Regions from separate parts of the Homo sapiens genome. Here region 2 is linked to region 1. The links are chromatin loops, found by intact Hi-C in ENCODE. Cell type or tissue: PC-3. All regions are shown on one strand.

Region 1 (8,000 bases):
AAAATCATCTATGTTGACTACAACTTTTAAGTGGAAAAAATAACAGGGAAATCTTCACAATGTTTATTTGTGGAATATTAAAAGCAATTGCTGCTGTTAGGAACATAGAGAACTTAGTGAAAATTGCTTACTTTCATTTTCCAGTTTCCACTGGTTAGACCCTCCATCAGAAAACAGCAAGTAATATTCTCTCAGCAGTCACAGAACTAAAACTTACCTAAGATAACAGTGTTTCCATGTTTGGTCTATTTTTTAGTTTACTTTATGCCACTCTCAAGGGCACACACAAATAACATATATATATATATATATATATACACACATACATACAAACACACAAACACAGATAATTAAAGGAGCGACAGCAACATATGCCATGGCTTAACATCCCATCCTATCCCACCTCCCACAGAAAAAAAAAGCAAATGTGTTAGCTATGATGTGAATGTCTCCCCCAAAGTTCATATGCTGGAAACTTAATCCCCAGTGCACCAAGATTGAGAGGTGGAATCTTTTAAGTGGTGATTCTTTCAAGAAAAAAAAGTAGTTGTATAAAGACACATATTTTCTAGAAAATATTCAAAGTGACAGGAAGAAAACATAGTTATCATGGATCTTAAGCAGGCAAATATGTTGTTCTAAGAGGAGTGTCAAAGAAAGCTCTGCTAGCAACCAGGCGACTCTAATGCAGGGCTTCCCTCAGAATGTGAACTAAAGAACACTACTTCCTTAAAATGGTAATAAATGTAATGAAAAAGGGTTTCATGGTCAAAAATGTTTGGGAGAGATTGAGAAAAATGTAAGAAAAGAGATTTCTTTCAGTATTAATATCAGTACTTTTAACATTCCAGTATGTATTATGAATTTCCAAAATAAATATACAGTAAATACATAAAATATTACATACTGTATATACCATGTAAATAAATGGTAAATATATACATTGTTTAACAACTAAACCTTCCTTCTTCTAATACTTTCAGTGTTGAACCTGAGTATTCATGGCATTTAATACTTTAAAAGTCAGTTAGACAATTTAATAGAAAGTACAAGCATTTTCTCCATTTGTGAAATCCCCTATTGCTATCTACATACACAGCAATATCTGAGACAAGAACACACAGTTCTCGTCCCACAAACAGTACTGTCAACTACTCACATCTCCCCTTTCAAACCACAATTTGCCCAGCCTGTGGCCACAGCCAATGACATGACAGAAAACCATGAACATATAACAAATTTGGTGCCTACAGGAAGGATTAGCCTTGCCATTTGATCCATAATCAATTTCCTCCCTTTAAAATTAGACTGGGTCACAGGATTATTGCTTAGGTTGTGAAAATGTTCAAGGAAGGACTACAATGGGATCAAAATAAGGTAGAGCATTTGATGAGTAATTAATTACCAAAGTGTTACAGTGATCCTTTAGTTCTTTAAGTTCTCCAAGCATTAAGCAATTACGTCTTAACATTTCATAGCTTCCAATGGGAATTCTCTTTTTGCCCGTGAAGACCTATTCTCAACCCCTTTCACTGCCTTCAAATCCTAGCCCTATCACTTCCCCATTACCGCCTCTCATCTCTTGAGTCATTTATTCAATAAATCTTCAGTTCTTCCCTAAAAAAACTCTCTCTGATAATCCTTCAGAATCATCCCCATAATGTTTTCCCTTCTAAAAGCACTTTATCACAATGCATAATTATATATTACGCATTCTAACCCTAACACTAACCCTAATATTTGCATAAATATTTGTTAGATAGATACATCTCCCATTAGACTGTAAACTATGAAAGCAAAGAATTATGTCTATTTTGTTCATCAACACCTAGAACAGGAAGGCGCTCACTATACTGGCTAATTGCGTTGAATAAATAAAGGTAGGAGTAAATACAGTCAACAATTATTTATTTAAAATGCAAAACACACCTCTCTGATGGAAAAGAATCAAAAGGGAAAACTTTTCTGTTTATTGATGGTGTTGTGTAATATTTAATAAATCAAACATATCAGAGGCTTAGTTTAAGCCTTTCTGTATGTAACAAATCAAATATATCAGAGGCTTAACTTTAAAATGGGTTTTCTTTTATGGAAAAAAAATACATCCCTATTTGAACAACATATTTGCCTGTTTAAGGCCCATGGTAACTATGTTTTCTTCCTGTCACTCTGATTTTTTTTTCTAGGAAATAATGTGTCTTGATATCCAACTACTTTTTTCAACTCTCTCAATGCACTTTTAAATCACCATAATCTCACCTTCTTTCTTACTCTTAGGCTTATAATATGTTGTCTTCAAGGTACAGTGCTCTTTTATGTAACACTGGCAATGTCTACAGGATCAACAGTTTTGCAATTTCTTTTTTGTTTCTTCCACAGTTCCAGCTACTCTTCCAAAAGCTGACTGCTTTATTTGGAGTTGGCCTTCTTTACTAGTGCTTCTTAATACATACATCTTGTAGAAAACTATTCATACCATTTGACATTATTTCGAAAGCAGATGCTTTCAATTAATATACTTAATAACTTCTGTGATTATTAACCAATGCTTGTGTCCTACCTGATCATTTATAATTTGAAAGTTAAGATTTAAACAAAGTTCAAGAAGCAAATTTACCTCCATCTGCAAAATTCCTTCACTAACTTAATTCTTAACATACATATATTATTTCCCATCTCCCCTCCCTTGTTCTTGCTTTGCTTTCTCCATAGAATGTCAGAGTAGGCCCTAGATATAAAATCATAAGCTTAACATCACAATCAATTGAATATGAAAGTGCTAACCTTTGGGAATTAGCAATAATTATAAAGTCACAATGCTATGTTAAATAGTTGTTCAATTAAATCAAAAGACAGGAATATATGGTTTGTTAATGCAAAAAAGAAAATTTCTCAGGTAGATGTTTTCTGTAATTTTAAAAAGTCAGAAAGAATACTTCGTAAGCCCTTCAAATTTATTAGACTTGAATATAGGTCTTGAAAAAGTAATTGTTGTCAACCTTAAAAAAACCTAAAGACAAGCCGTTCCTATGAGAAAATAAAACAAATCCTTATCTATTAAAGAGTCAAATTTGAAGATAAAAAGTCAAAGCCTTGCATATATACATCCCAAAAATCTTTATAAATTAAGCTTTTAACTGCAATGTTATAATGCTGCTTCAGTGTCTAAACAGAAATCTAAGTTTCTGATTCATAACTGTGTGAAACTTCTAGATCTTCAACAAAACCTTAGCATTAATAACCATGTGAATGTAAAAACCCTCTTGGCATTGCATCATTTATCTTTAGTGGTTTTAATTAGATTTTTCCTCTCACAAACTGGGAGTCTCATGAGGCAGTCATCAATATACCTAATCCTTTTGGAAGCACCATTTCCCAAGAGGAAAAACATATGTAATTAAAATTAATAAAGCTCCACAACAGAAAAATGTCATGTTGATATGATATGCCTTTCTATATGTAGAAAATATATTCTTTATTCAGTTAAAAATAATATTTTTAGCAAATAGTTTCTGATTGAGATTTAAATGTTTCATTTTTTAAAAGTACAAGGTAAAGCAAAGCATCACATGACAAGAGAAATTTGTACTCCTTCTTTACATGACTCATTTTATTTCAAATACACTTCCATAGTGTACAGCTTCAACAAACAGTACATTCTTCAAATTTATCTCTCAGCCATTAAATACTAATTTCTAATGACTAAAATACAGAACTAAAGGTACAATTGCACCCTCTACTGTCCAAATGTTCTACTCCATATTGAGCACCGTGTGTCTTTGTTTAACACAATCATTATAAAAATAACAGGTAAATAACACTGGTTTCCTTTTGACATTAATTAGCAGATCCTCAAAAAATTAAGCTCTAATTATAAAATTTCGATAGTGATGCAAATGGAAGCTTGCCACTTTTATAGTTACTTGTAATAACCTAATTTAGAAAATGACTCTTATTAACGTACAGTCATGCATCATGTAATAACTTTTCTGTCAATGATAGACCGCATATACAACAGTGGTCTTGTAAGATTCTAATGAAGCTGCTATACATAGTTGTACCTTTTTTATCTTTTATACCATATTTTTACTGTACCTTTTCTATGTTTAGATATGTTTAGATACACAAATACCATCATGTTACAATTGCCTACAGTATTCAGTACAGTCACATGCTATATAGCTTTGTAGCTTGGGAGCAATACGCTATATCATATAGTCTGGGTGTGTAATAGGCTATATACCATCTAGGTTTGTGTAAATACACTTTTTGATGTTTGCACAATGATAAAATTACCTAAAGGCACGTCTCTTAGCATGTATCCCTGTTGTTAAATGACGCAGCTGTACTTGAGTGAAGTATTCTATTAACTTACTGGTAATGAACGGCACTATTAATATCCTTTTCAACATACCCATAACAAGGAAAAATAGGAAATCATTCAAGCAAACAATTGGCATATTTTTCTAATAATGTATAAAGTTTGCCAAATTTTGTTTCAAGTTAAAAATCAGAAAAACAGAATGTTTCTCTAAAACTGTGCTTCAAAGTTTTTAAGAAAAATTTTGAGTTGATTGTCAAAATCTGAAATACCACTATGAGCTAAAATTAATAGCTTATTTGTATTTTTTTAAACCTATCTTTATTGTTTCAATAGAGACTGTTGGGCCGGGCACGGTGGCTCATGCCTGTAATCCCAGCACTTTGGGAGGCTGAGTCGGGCGGATCGCCTGAGGTCGGGAGTTTGAGACCAACCTGACCAACATGGAGAAACCCCGTCTCTACTAAAAATAAAAAATCAGCTGGACGTGGTGGCGCATGCCTGTAATTCCAGCTACTCAGGAGGCTGCGGCAGGAGAATCGCTTGAACCCAGGAGCAGGAGGTTGCAGTGAGCCGAGATCACACCATTGCACTTCAGCCTGGGAAACAAGAGCAAAACTCCATCTCAAAAAAATAGAAAAAAAAAAGATACTGTTTTGAATTCAAAATAAATTATTATTCAAGAGATTATCTTATTGATTTCTTCTTCTGATGATGGAAGATTCGTTTACTGATAATCAACCCTCCCACCTATAATAATTAGAGAAGCCGAACCAAAAATATAAAAATAAGGCATTGGAAAACTCCCAAGCAGCAAGGAATTGAGGGGCCAATATCCCAGAGAAAAGTGAAGTCTGTCCAGAGATATCAGCCCAACATTCAGTGTTTTTCTGAGGTATTCACCAATCACAAAATACTTCTAAGAAAATAAGTAAGTAAGCATAAATTAGAAGCTGAGAGGCTAAGAAGTTGAGCAAAGCTTCAAAAGTCTAAAGTGGCTGGAGGGAAAAAAACTGAAATCAGGCCCAACCAGTTGAATTCCAGAGAGGCTAAACTTTAACTGCTAATAACCATGTACTCAATAAGACTGAAACCCTGCTTTATATCTGTTCAATCTATAATTGGTTTGGGTGATCTGATCCTAGTCTTCCTGCCCATCAGGAGCAAAAGTAAATCCTCCATGAAGGAAGATCACATAATCCAGAGTATCATACTCTCTCTACAATTTTTCACACCTATGTTGGGATTCAATAAAAAACAATTAGGTACAACAAGGCAACACCCCATAACCTAAAACTGGGAAAACAGTAGAAGCCATGCAACAGAAGGAGACCCATGGGAGATTGTGATATTGGAATTATCAGAAATGGGCTTTAAAATAATTGTGACAATTTTATGTTTCAGAAATGTGATACAAATGTTGGTAATTTTAGCAGAAAACTGGAAATTACAAAGAACTTTTTGAAACTGAAATTTTAGATGAAAGAAAGCAGTAACTGAAAATTAATAACTCTATATAGTCAACTTTAATAATAGAAGACAAAATTAGTAAACTGGAAGATAAGTCCAAATAAAGTAGCTACATTAAATAAAGAAAAGGAATCTTAAAACATAGGAAAAAGGACATGAGATGTGGAGTTATGGGAGAAGTTCTAACCTCTATATAATTGGAGTCTCGAAAGGACAGAAAATAGAGAATACAGCAAAAGCAGTATTTGAAGAAATAATCACTATGAATTTTCCAAAACTGATAAAAACTATCATGCCACAGATTTCAAGAGGCACTGTAAATGACTAGCACAATAAATATAAAAGACGCTGATATGGTTTGGCTGAGTTCCCACCCAAATCTCATTTTGAAGTGTAGCTCCCATAATTCCCGTGTTGTGAGAGGGACCTGGTAGGAGGTAATTGACTCATGGGGGTAGGTTTTTCCCGTGCTATTCTCATGATACTGAATAAGTCTCACAAGATCTGATGGTTTTAGAAAGAGGAGTTCCCCTGCACATGCTCTTTTGCCTGCTGCCATGTAAGAGGTCCCTTTGCTCTTCCTTCGTCTTCCACCATGACTGTGAGGCCTCTCCACCCATGTGGAACTGTGAGTCCATTAAACCTCTTTCCTTTATAAATTACCCAGTCTCAGGTATGTCTTTATTAGCAGCATGAGAACAGACTAATACAGACACACACACACACACACACACACCCCTAGGTATAACACAGTAAAACTGTTACAATGAAAAACAGAAAACTCCTAAGAGCAGACAGACAAAAATATCTGCAACCTTCAAAGGAACAATAAGATAACAGCTTTTTAACTGAAGCAGTGAAAGCCATAAGACAATAGAATGGTAGCCTCAAACGGCTGAAAAAAAATCTGACAACGAAGAATTCTATACTTGACAAAAATATCCTTTGAAAATAAAGGTAAATAGGTATACTTTCAGAGAAATAAAAACTAGAGAATTTGTTACCTACTGATCACACTAAAGGAGATAATAAAATGTATTCTTCAGATCTTTTAAAAGAAAATGAATCCACATGAAAGCACAAAGATTTAAAGAAAATGTAAGTATCATAGAAAGGACAAATATGAGGGTAAATGTATATAAATTATTACTATATAAAACAATAACATCTAACAACAATAATATAAAAGAGAGTAAGGGGCTAATAGAGTTGAATGTTGTTAGGTCATTTCACTGTCTGAGTATTAATAAATGTAATGACTTACCTCTAATTTTACTAATGCCAGCATGTATTACATGTTGTACTCTCTAGAGTAACCACTTAAAGAAGCACAACTTGTATAAATAACAAATTGATGGAGGGATAACTGAAATATTAAAAGTAATAGATTCATTAAAGTAGAGGCAAAAAAGGAAAGAAAAATTAATATAGAACAAAAATCACAAATAGAAAACAAACAGTACAGTGATAGATCAAAGATTTGATCAATGACAGATCAAAATGTATTAGTAAATAAACTAAACAGATTACTCCAGTTACTAAACAAAGACTATCTGACTGAATAAAATAAAAACTATATATATTTTACAAGAGACAACTGTTATATAAGGAAACACAAAGGCTTATAGTAAAAATGGTAAATATAATCCAAACACAAACCAAAAGAAAGTTGATATAGCTCTACTACAATAACAAAGAAGTAAGAACATCAGTGTTACTAGAGTTAAAAAGGGATATCTCTTAATAATAAAATGATTAATTTATCTGAAAGTAATTATAATTCTAAATTTATATGCACTAAATAACAGCCTTCACATTGGCAAAGGTAAAAATTCATAATGCTAAGAAGAGATAGAGACAAATCTAATATCTTATTAGATTTTGACTCATCTCTTAGAATAAGTGATAGACCTAGGCAGGCAGAAATATAATCAGGCTGTAAAAGATAGAAACAATATACTTAACAAACGTGAGTTAATTACACTACATAGAACACCTCATCTCAAAATTGCAAAACACATAATTTTCTAGTGCATAGGGATATTTATTAAAATTGACTATATGCTGACCATAAAACAAGTCTCAACAAATGTCAGAAGACTAAAATCATGGTGTCTTGCTGCAGAAGAATTAAACTGGAAATGAACAAAAATTAACTCAATAATTATGAAAAAGTATTTAATAAAATTCAAAATCCATTTATAATTTT
Region 2 (8,000 bases), 630 kb before region 1:
GCTGTGATTACAGGCGTGTGCTACCATACCTGGCTGATTTTTGTAGTTTTAGTAGAGACGGGGTTTCACCATGTTGGCCAGGCTGGTTTTGAACTCCTGACCTCAAATGATCCACCCGCCTTGGCCCTCCCAAAGTGCTGGGATTAGAGGTGTGAGCCACCACACCTGGCATTTAATAACAACCCTTTATAACCAAGAGTTGGTTTAGATTCCCAAACTAGGTAACTACCCTTTAATCATAGGGTTTTAAAAATAAAAAAATAAAAAGTACGTAGCTAATTACAAAAAATACACAACATTCTCAATCATAATTAATTTTATATGATTGAGTATGTATAATATCTGCAGACATTTGAAATGAATCTCATATGTATTACAAAGGTTGGTCATTTAAAAAAATATATCTGACGTGCAGATGCAGTGGCTCATGCCAGCAGTTTGGGAGGTTGAGGCAGAAGGATCACTTGAGTTCAGGACTTTAAGACCAGCCTGGGCAACACAGGGAGATCCTGTCTCTACAAAAAATGTAAAAATTAGCTGAGTATGGCGATGTACACATTCTTTAAGTGAATCCTACAGACTCACCTTAATAACATTTAAAATGAGTGCCAACATTGGAAAATGGTATAGTTGGGCGGGGCGTGGTGGCTCATGCCTGTAATCCCAGCACTTTGGGATGGAGAGGTGGGCAGATCACATGGTCAGGAGATTCAGACCATCCTGGCTAATGGTGAAAATCCGTCTCTACTAAAAATACAAAAAAATTAGCCAGGGGCGTGGTGGTGGGCACCTGTAGTCCCAGCTACTTGGGAGGCTGAGGCAGGAGAATGGCATGAACCCAGGAGGCGGAACTTGCAGTGAGCCGAGATCGCGCCACTGCACTCCAGCCTGGGTGACAGAGAAATGGTATAGTTGAATTCATAATGTGATTTTTTTTTTTTAAAAAGGCCAATATAGGGCTTGCTTGGTGCCTTAACATTTATTAAATCATACTCCATATCGGAAATATCACTCTTGTTCTCATGTTAATCAATATAGTGACATAAATCAGGACTAAAAACATTGCCAGACACAAACCTTGTATGGGAGAGTAAATACAACCATCAACTATTAATACAATATATTTCCTATCTTTGGCTAAGCCTATATCCAAAATGATTTCATCTTTTTATGCTTATCAATCATCAGAGGAAAAGATCCTCATCTATTTTAAGCATCAGAGAAATTACACTATTGAAACTTGTAGAATTATTGTCAATGTTATTCAAGTTTTGTTCCCTAAAAGTTTTAAATATCTTTGGACAAGAAACCTCAAATTGGTGATCTGTGGACCAATTGAGCCTACAGATATGTTTTATTTGACCAGTCAATTTTCTTGAAAATTTTGAACTTAAATGCCTGTAGAAGCAGCTTATATTCTCCAATTTGGCCACAAGCCTAACCTCCTCCTAGCCTTCGAGCTTACAACTCCTGCTTTTACTCAGTATAAAAACATAATTATTAGATTGGATCAATATTAGTGTCTAGTTTGACAAATGTAGCATAGAAAAACTTGCTCAAGGCCAGACAAGGTATCTCACGCCTGCAATCCCAGCTGTTTGGGAGCCCAAGGCTGGAGGATCGCTTGTGTCCAGGAGTTTGAGACCAGCCTGAGCAGCATGGTGAAACCCTGTCTCTATAAAGTATACAAAAATTAGTTCATTAGTTGGCCATGGTGGCATGGCTCTGTAGTCCCAGCTACTTAGGACGTTGAAGTGGGAGGATCACTTCAGCCCAGGAGGTGGAGGCTGCAGTGAGCCGGGATCTCGCCACTGCACTCCAGCCTGGGTGACAGAGCAAGACCTTATCTCAAAAAAAAAAAAAAAAAGATAAAAAGAAAAACCTGTTTAGCAACTGGTTCGGCACATGTATTTCTGCAAAATCAACCAGCAACAAAAGGAAAACCCAAAGCAAACAAAAACAAAAATCTTGATGCATTTTTTTTTTGTGGATTTTGATGAGCTATACTGAGCAAAGGAATGTCCTAGGAAACTAAGCCAATCAGTATATTTAGCCCACAAATGTTTGCATTTTCAATAAATATTAATCCAAAATAGCAATATCTTCTTTTTCAATGAAAACATATATTTATAAAATATGATATATATTATTCATATATGTAGATATTAAATGTTAACAGCTCTAGAATGAAGATATGGATAGTATACATAATGGAACGTAATTCTTTTTTTTTTTTTTTTTTTTTTTTTGAGACAGAGTCTCACTCTGTCGCCAGGCTGGGGGGTGTAGTGGTGCAATCTTGGCTCACTGCAACCTCTGCCTCCCGGGTTCAAGCGATTCTCCTGCCTCAGCCTCCTGAGTAGCTGGGAGTACAGGTGCTCGCCACCACACCCAGCTAATTTTTGTATTTTTAGTAGAGACGGGGTTTCACCATATTGGCCAGGATGGCCTCGATCTCTGGACCTCCTTATCCACCCTCCTCGGCCTCCCAAAGTGCTGGGATTACAGGTGTGAGCCACAGCGCCCGGCCCAAAATTCTTTAATTTCTTTATCTGTTATTGATGTACCTGCCAACCTCTGACTCTCTGATTCTCTACTATCTCACTTTGTTGCCTGGAATGAATATGAAGCAGCCTGTACCAATTTAGGAATCTACTTATGTAGATTATAGAAAATGACCCACTATATAAACTTTCATATAACAGGCACAGTAATTTAAACAAAACAAAACAAAAGCCCTTAACCAGATCATGTTATTTCCCTGTTAAAACCTCTCATGGCTTACATTGCTCTTAGAATAAAATTCAAAATCCTTATGTGTCCTATATAGCCCTGATATAGTTTGGATGTGTCCCCACCCAAATCTCATATTGAAATATAATCCCCGGTGTTGGAGGAGGGGCCTTGTGGGAGGTGATTGGATCATGAGGGTGGATTTCTCATGAATAGTTTATCACCATCCCCCATGGTACTGTCCTCTTATTAGTGAGTGAGTTCTCATGTAATCTGGTAATTTAAAAGTGTGCAGCACCTCCCCCTCTGCTCTCTTGCTCCTGCTCTGGTCCTGTGCCTGCTGCCCCTTTCCCTTTGTCATGATTCTAAGTTCCCTGAGGTCTCCCCAGAAGCCAAGTCAATGCCAGCATCATGCTTCCTGTACAGCCTGCAGAAACATGAGCCAATTAAACCTCTTTTCTTTATAAATTACCCCATCTCAGGTATTTCTTTATAGAAATGCAAGAATGAACTAATACAAGCCTTAAGTATACCAATGTCGCACACTACCGTTGGCCCCTTACTCACTTCTACAAATATTTTGGGCCTAGTTTTATTTAATTGAATTTGCCAGACTCATTTTCATCTCTGTACTTGGAGTTTCTCTTGCTCATCACCCACTCTTTCCCCAGGCCTTTGAATGGCTAGTTGATTCTCTTTACTCAGGTCTTGGCTTACATAGTATAGCACTTACTCAGAGGCCTTTTCCTGAACACCTGGGAAACCACAGACAAAGCAAACGTAAATTTAAATGGTCTCCCAATTCTCTCTCATAATCTTGTTGTCTTTCTTGTTTGTTTGTTAAGAGTAGTTATCTTACCTGAGCACCACTTACACATTGTATGGGATTAATCCATATTCTCCAACCCTTTGCAAAGCATAATGGTTCTTCTATGCACCCACCAAACTTGATGATTGTCATGAATGAGTTACTCTTCATTATGCCCATGTTATATTTATCATGTAAATCATGTTTGTTCCCAAACAAATCTATGCTGGTTTTATCTATTATTATAATATATGAATATGCATATAGGCACAAACATAGGTATAGATAATGTGTGTATGTATGAAATATGATTGTAAAAATAAAAAGTTATTTCTCTGAAAACTATCTTGAATGCTTTGAAATATAGATAGATAGATAGATAGATAGATAGATAGTAGATAGATTTATTATGTCAACTGTGTTTGATGGTGTATTAGTCTGTTTTCATGCTGCTGATAAATACATACCCCAGACTCAGAAACTTACAAAGGAAAGAGGTTTAATGGAGAACTCACAGTTCCACGTGGCTGAGGAAGCCTCACAAGCATGGCGGAATGCAAGGAGGAGCAAGTCATGTCTTATATGGATGGCAGTAGGCAGAGAGAGCTTGTGCAGGGATACCACTGTTTTAAAGCCATCAGATCTCATGAAACCCACTCACTATCATGAAAACAGCATGGGAAAGACCACCCCCATGATTCAGTCATCTCCCACCAGGTACCTCCCACAACACATGGGAATTATGGGAGCTACAAGATGAGATTTGAGTGGGGACACAGAGCCAAACCATATCAGATGGTAAACCAGTTTATACCAATTGTACTATTTTTTGTTTTATATAGATTGATTGACTGATATTAGCATGAGTGTGAAAAAGTTATTTCTGTGAAAACTATGTTGACTGTTTCTACAAGATTTTATAAAAGGAGCTAAAAATACAACATTGTTAAATACTGTGGGGGCAAGGTAATTTTTTAAAATACTTTAAAAATCTTTAAAATCTAGAATTTACCCTGATACTTTGTAAGCATCCAAATCCTTGTTTCACTAAAAAAAAAAAAAAAAAAAAGGATTGTTACTGGCAATTTTAGACAAAGCAGGTCAATGCTTTAATTTCCTCACAGAAATTTTTCAGGCAGAGGAAGAAAAATCCTTGAGGAAATGTTATCTGAGGTTTGGTGCTGCCATAGTTGTCTCCCTTTAACCTCCACGGGATTACGCAGGAGAGACACCAGCCTGCCACCATTCCAGTCCTCCTCCTTCCCCTTCCTTGTGATGTTATATACTGAGGAGAACAGAATATACCCTAATCTCTTGCTAATTAAAGTGTGCTCCTTAGACCAGCAGCACCAGCATCACCTGGGAGCCTGTTAGAAATGCAGAATCTAGGTGCCCACCCAGACCTGCTGAATCAAAGCCTGCATATTAATAAGATCCCCAAGGATCCACATGCAAATAAATGTTTGAAAAGCACTGCTTTAATCCTACAAGAAAGTGAAAACAATGACAACAACAAATAAAAGCACCATAAAATTAATATTATGACAAATAGAAGGGATTTTTAATTTACCTACATGGCTTCCCTTCCACTAGCAGAGAAAATCAAGAATTGGCAAAAATCCTTACCCAATCTGAGGAAAATAGGAGATAGCCCATGTATTAGATGCCACATTGGACAAGCAAGCAGACAAACAAAAATCTTGTTCCTTCACAGATAATTGAGTGAACATTGGATCTACTGGGAAACCTAAGACAGCATAATTGAAATTATTGTTGTTTGGGGAAGACACCTGAATGTATTTTGTCCATATGTGTAACCCTTTTTTCCTTAGATATGGAGAAGAAGTTGTATTGAATTGGTAGAAACATTTATATTTATTATATATGATCACCAGAAACATGGCACACCAAAAATTGTTTCAGCCAAGCTGTGACTCTCTGGAATGAATGCCACCACCATTCGTCAAAAAATTATCTCATAAAACCTAAATTGTTCTCTAATCCCACAAATCTCATTATTTTTCTGGTAGGATATACTATCCAGATAGGAATGCTAACATCTGGGTACTCCATTTTCTTTTGTAAATGTCTTTCCCTATAACCCAGAAATATTGCCTAACATCACACAGAGCTTATCTAGACTAGAAACAAGATTTCTAGAAGAAATTTTGAAGCTGTCAAATCAGCATGCTTATGATTCAGTGTGAATAAACCCTCAACAGAATTCTGCTGCTAACAATTTTTCAAACCTCATCTAAGTATTCTAAAGTGTCAAAAAGAAAGGACCAGTATAACAAGAATAGTTCAAAGGATCAGCCCAGTGTTTGTTCTGTTACTTCATTTTCAGTAAATGTATTGGAAATGGTAGCAAAACTCTATACTGCAATTTGTGCTTTTAACCTTGTCTTTGAACCTAATCATAATTAAGAGTACAAATTAACCAAATCAACATTTGTAAATTAAGCAAATTAACTTTTTTTTTCTTGAAAGTTTTCATTGGCCTTAAATGAGTGAACTCAAAACATTTCTAGCAAACAACAATTTAAATTCAAATCAAGGCCTTTCAAGTGGTGACATCAAACCATCAAGAGGCTGTAAAGATGGCTGGGTGTAATATATGCCTGTAATCCCAGCACTTGGGAGGCTGAGGTGGGCAAATTACTTGGGATCAGGAGTTTGAGACCTGCCTGGCCAATATGGTGAAACCCCATCTCTACTAAAAATACAAAAAATTAGCCGGGCCTGATGGCGGGCACCTGTAATCACAGCTACTTGGGAGGCTGAGGCAGGAGAATACCTTGAACCAGGGAGACAGAGGTTGCAGTGAGCCAAGATTGCACCACTGCACTCTAGCCTTCCTCTAAAAAGAAAAAACAAACAAACAAACAAACAAAAAAGGTTGTAAAGAAAAATTGGGAACTTAAGAATCTTCCCTTTTCACATGTGTTCAGACTACTTGCATTCCAGTCCTAATTGGGGCTTTGTTTGCCTATGGGGGAAACAAATGTGCTTAACTAGAATGTTTTGTGAATTGGAAGGAAGATGGCTTATAGGATCTTTGATTGGTGGGGATTTCATTGTCATCATTTTCAGATAAACATGTTTTTAGAAACTTTTCCCCTAGTTAGTGCCTGTACTGACACAAGCAAGCTAGTTGAGCTTTGGCCAGTGATAACCTTGGTTTAAAATGGCCAAAGCTCCATTATCCTATGCAATCTAACACAGGAACAGAAAACCATATCCTGCATGTTCTCACTTATAAGGGGGAGCCGAACGAGAACACATGCATACTAAGAGAGGAACAACAGGCACTGGGGCCTACTTGATGGGGGTGAAGAGGGAGAGGATCAGAAAAAAATGCCTTTTGGGTACTATGCTTATTACCTGGGTGATAAAATTAATTGTACACCAAAGCCCCGCGACACGCAGTTTACCTGTATAACAAACCTACACATGGACCCCTGAACCTAAAAGTTAAAGAATAAAGTAAAATAAAATGGCCCAAAACTACTCGTCCTGAGGAATTCAAGCTGGATTATTCCGGGTAGAGGAAAAAAGAGGCTTATCTGCATCTCTTGCCCATTCTTTCATTTACCCAGGATTACATAGAAGGAAGGGGATTGATGGGCTGGTCAGTGACTCAGCCCATGCCAGCCAAGCAGGATTGTGAAACTGATCTCCTTTCAGGGCCAGCACTGTGGCAAAGGCTCACAAATGACCAGGGCTGAAGAGTGGTCTCTTCAAAGAAGAGAGGAGGCAGGAAAGAATGAGGGAGGAATAGTTACTTTTTTTGTTTTGTTGTTGTTTTGTTTTCCCCACAAAACCACAGACTTACTCCACATATATGATCATGGCTGGTCACCCCAAGCAGGAGGAGCTGTCTCCAGTTCATTTCCAGCTGTTCAGAAAGTCTTCTGTGTCTTCCCCACCACATTATGGAAGCTTTTTTGTCTAGTCTTTTATTTTAATAAAAAATGAAATATAACATATTGATATAGACATGAAATATAATTATTTAAAATGTTTTTTAATTCCAATAGGCATTTTAATTTACACAGTGAGCAAATACTTTGAGTTGATGGAAAGAGACTATAATAGTGCAATTTCAGACATCAGCCACAAGATTAGGGGGAGTGGAGTTATTTATTTTTGAGGGAGGGAGTTAGTAGCAAGGCTCTTGCAAGTGTTCCAGAACCAACACATGCCACTTATGAGTTCTATGTCCTCTTTTGGAAGGTTGGGTCATAAATAACATACAAACAGCATGTATTGAGAACCTACGAAATGCCAGGCATTTGACACGCAGCATCTTTAACTTCACTAAAATTGGAGGAAGTTGACTAATTTGCCCTAAGTCACAACAGCTCATAAGAGGTGGAAGCACCATTGAATCCAAGTTTGTCTGACTTCCAAGCCCTTACTGTCCCCATTATATCATTCAGTTTTATGAAAGAGACAA

Evidence for each region. Hi-C counts contacts between places; a loop is a spot of excess contacts. Peaks named below come from ENCODE experiments on the same cell type or tissue, not always from the same donor. Only the 100,000 strongest peaks of a DNase experiment are listed, where the experiment ranks them.
Region 2: a loop joins it to region 1, with 4 times the contacts of the local background. A loop is called at or near these places in 13 of 110 quality-filtered maps.

What each region holds. Positions count from the first base shown.
Region 1 is chr10:51,059,588-51,067,587 of GRCh38, reverse strand. LOC102724719 (a long non-coding RNA gene) reads left to right here. Exons shown (of 2, transcript NR_120678.1): 2 at 4,658-5,009. It also overlaps a transcript of PRKG1 not described here. Among named protein-coding and RNA genes, the nearest start is that of PRKG1, 11 kb to the left of the region's middle. In PC-3, a CTCF peak has its summit at 3,746 (motif pointing left); a DNase peak (open chromatin) is centred at 3,727; H3K27me3 peaks cover 837 bases.
Region 2 is chr10:51,685,176-51,693,175 of GRCh38, reverse strand. All of the region lies in intron 3 of PRKG1 (protein kinase cGMP-dependent 1), which reads right to left. Among named protein-coding and RNA genes, the nearest start is that of CSTF2T, 10 kb to the left of the region's middle. In PC-3, no CTCF peak of the experiment used is centred here; DNase peaks (open chromatin) are centred at 3,435 and 7,195.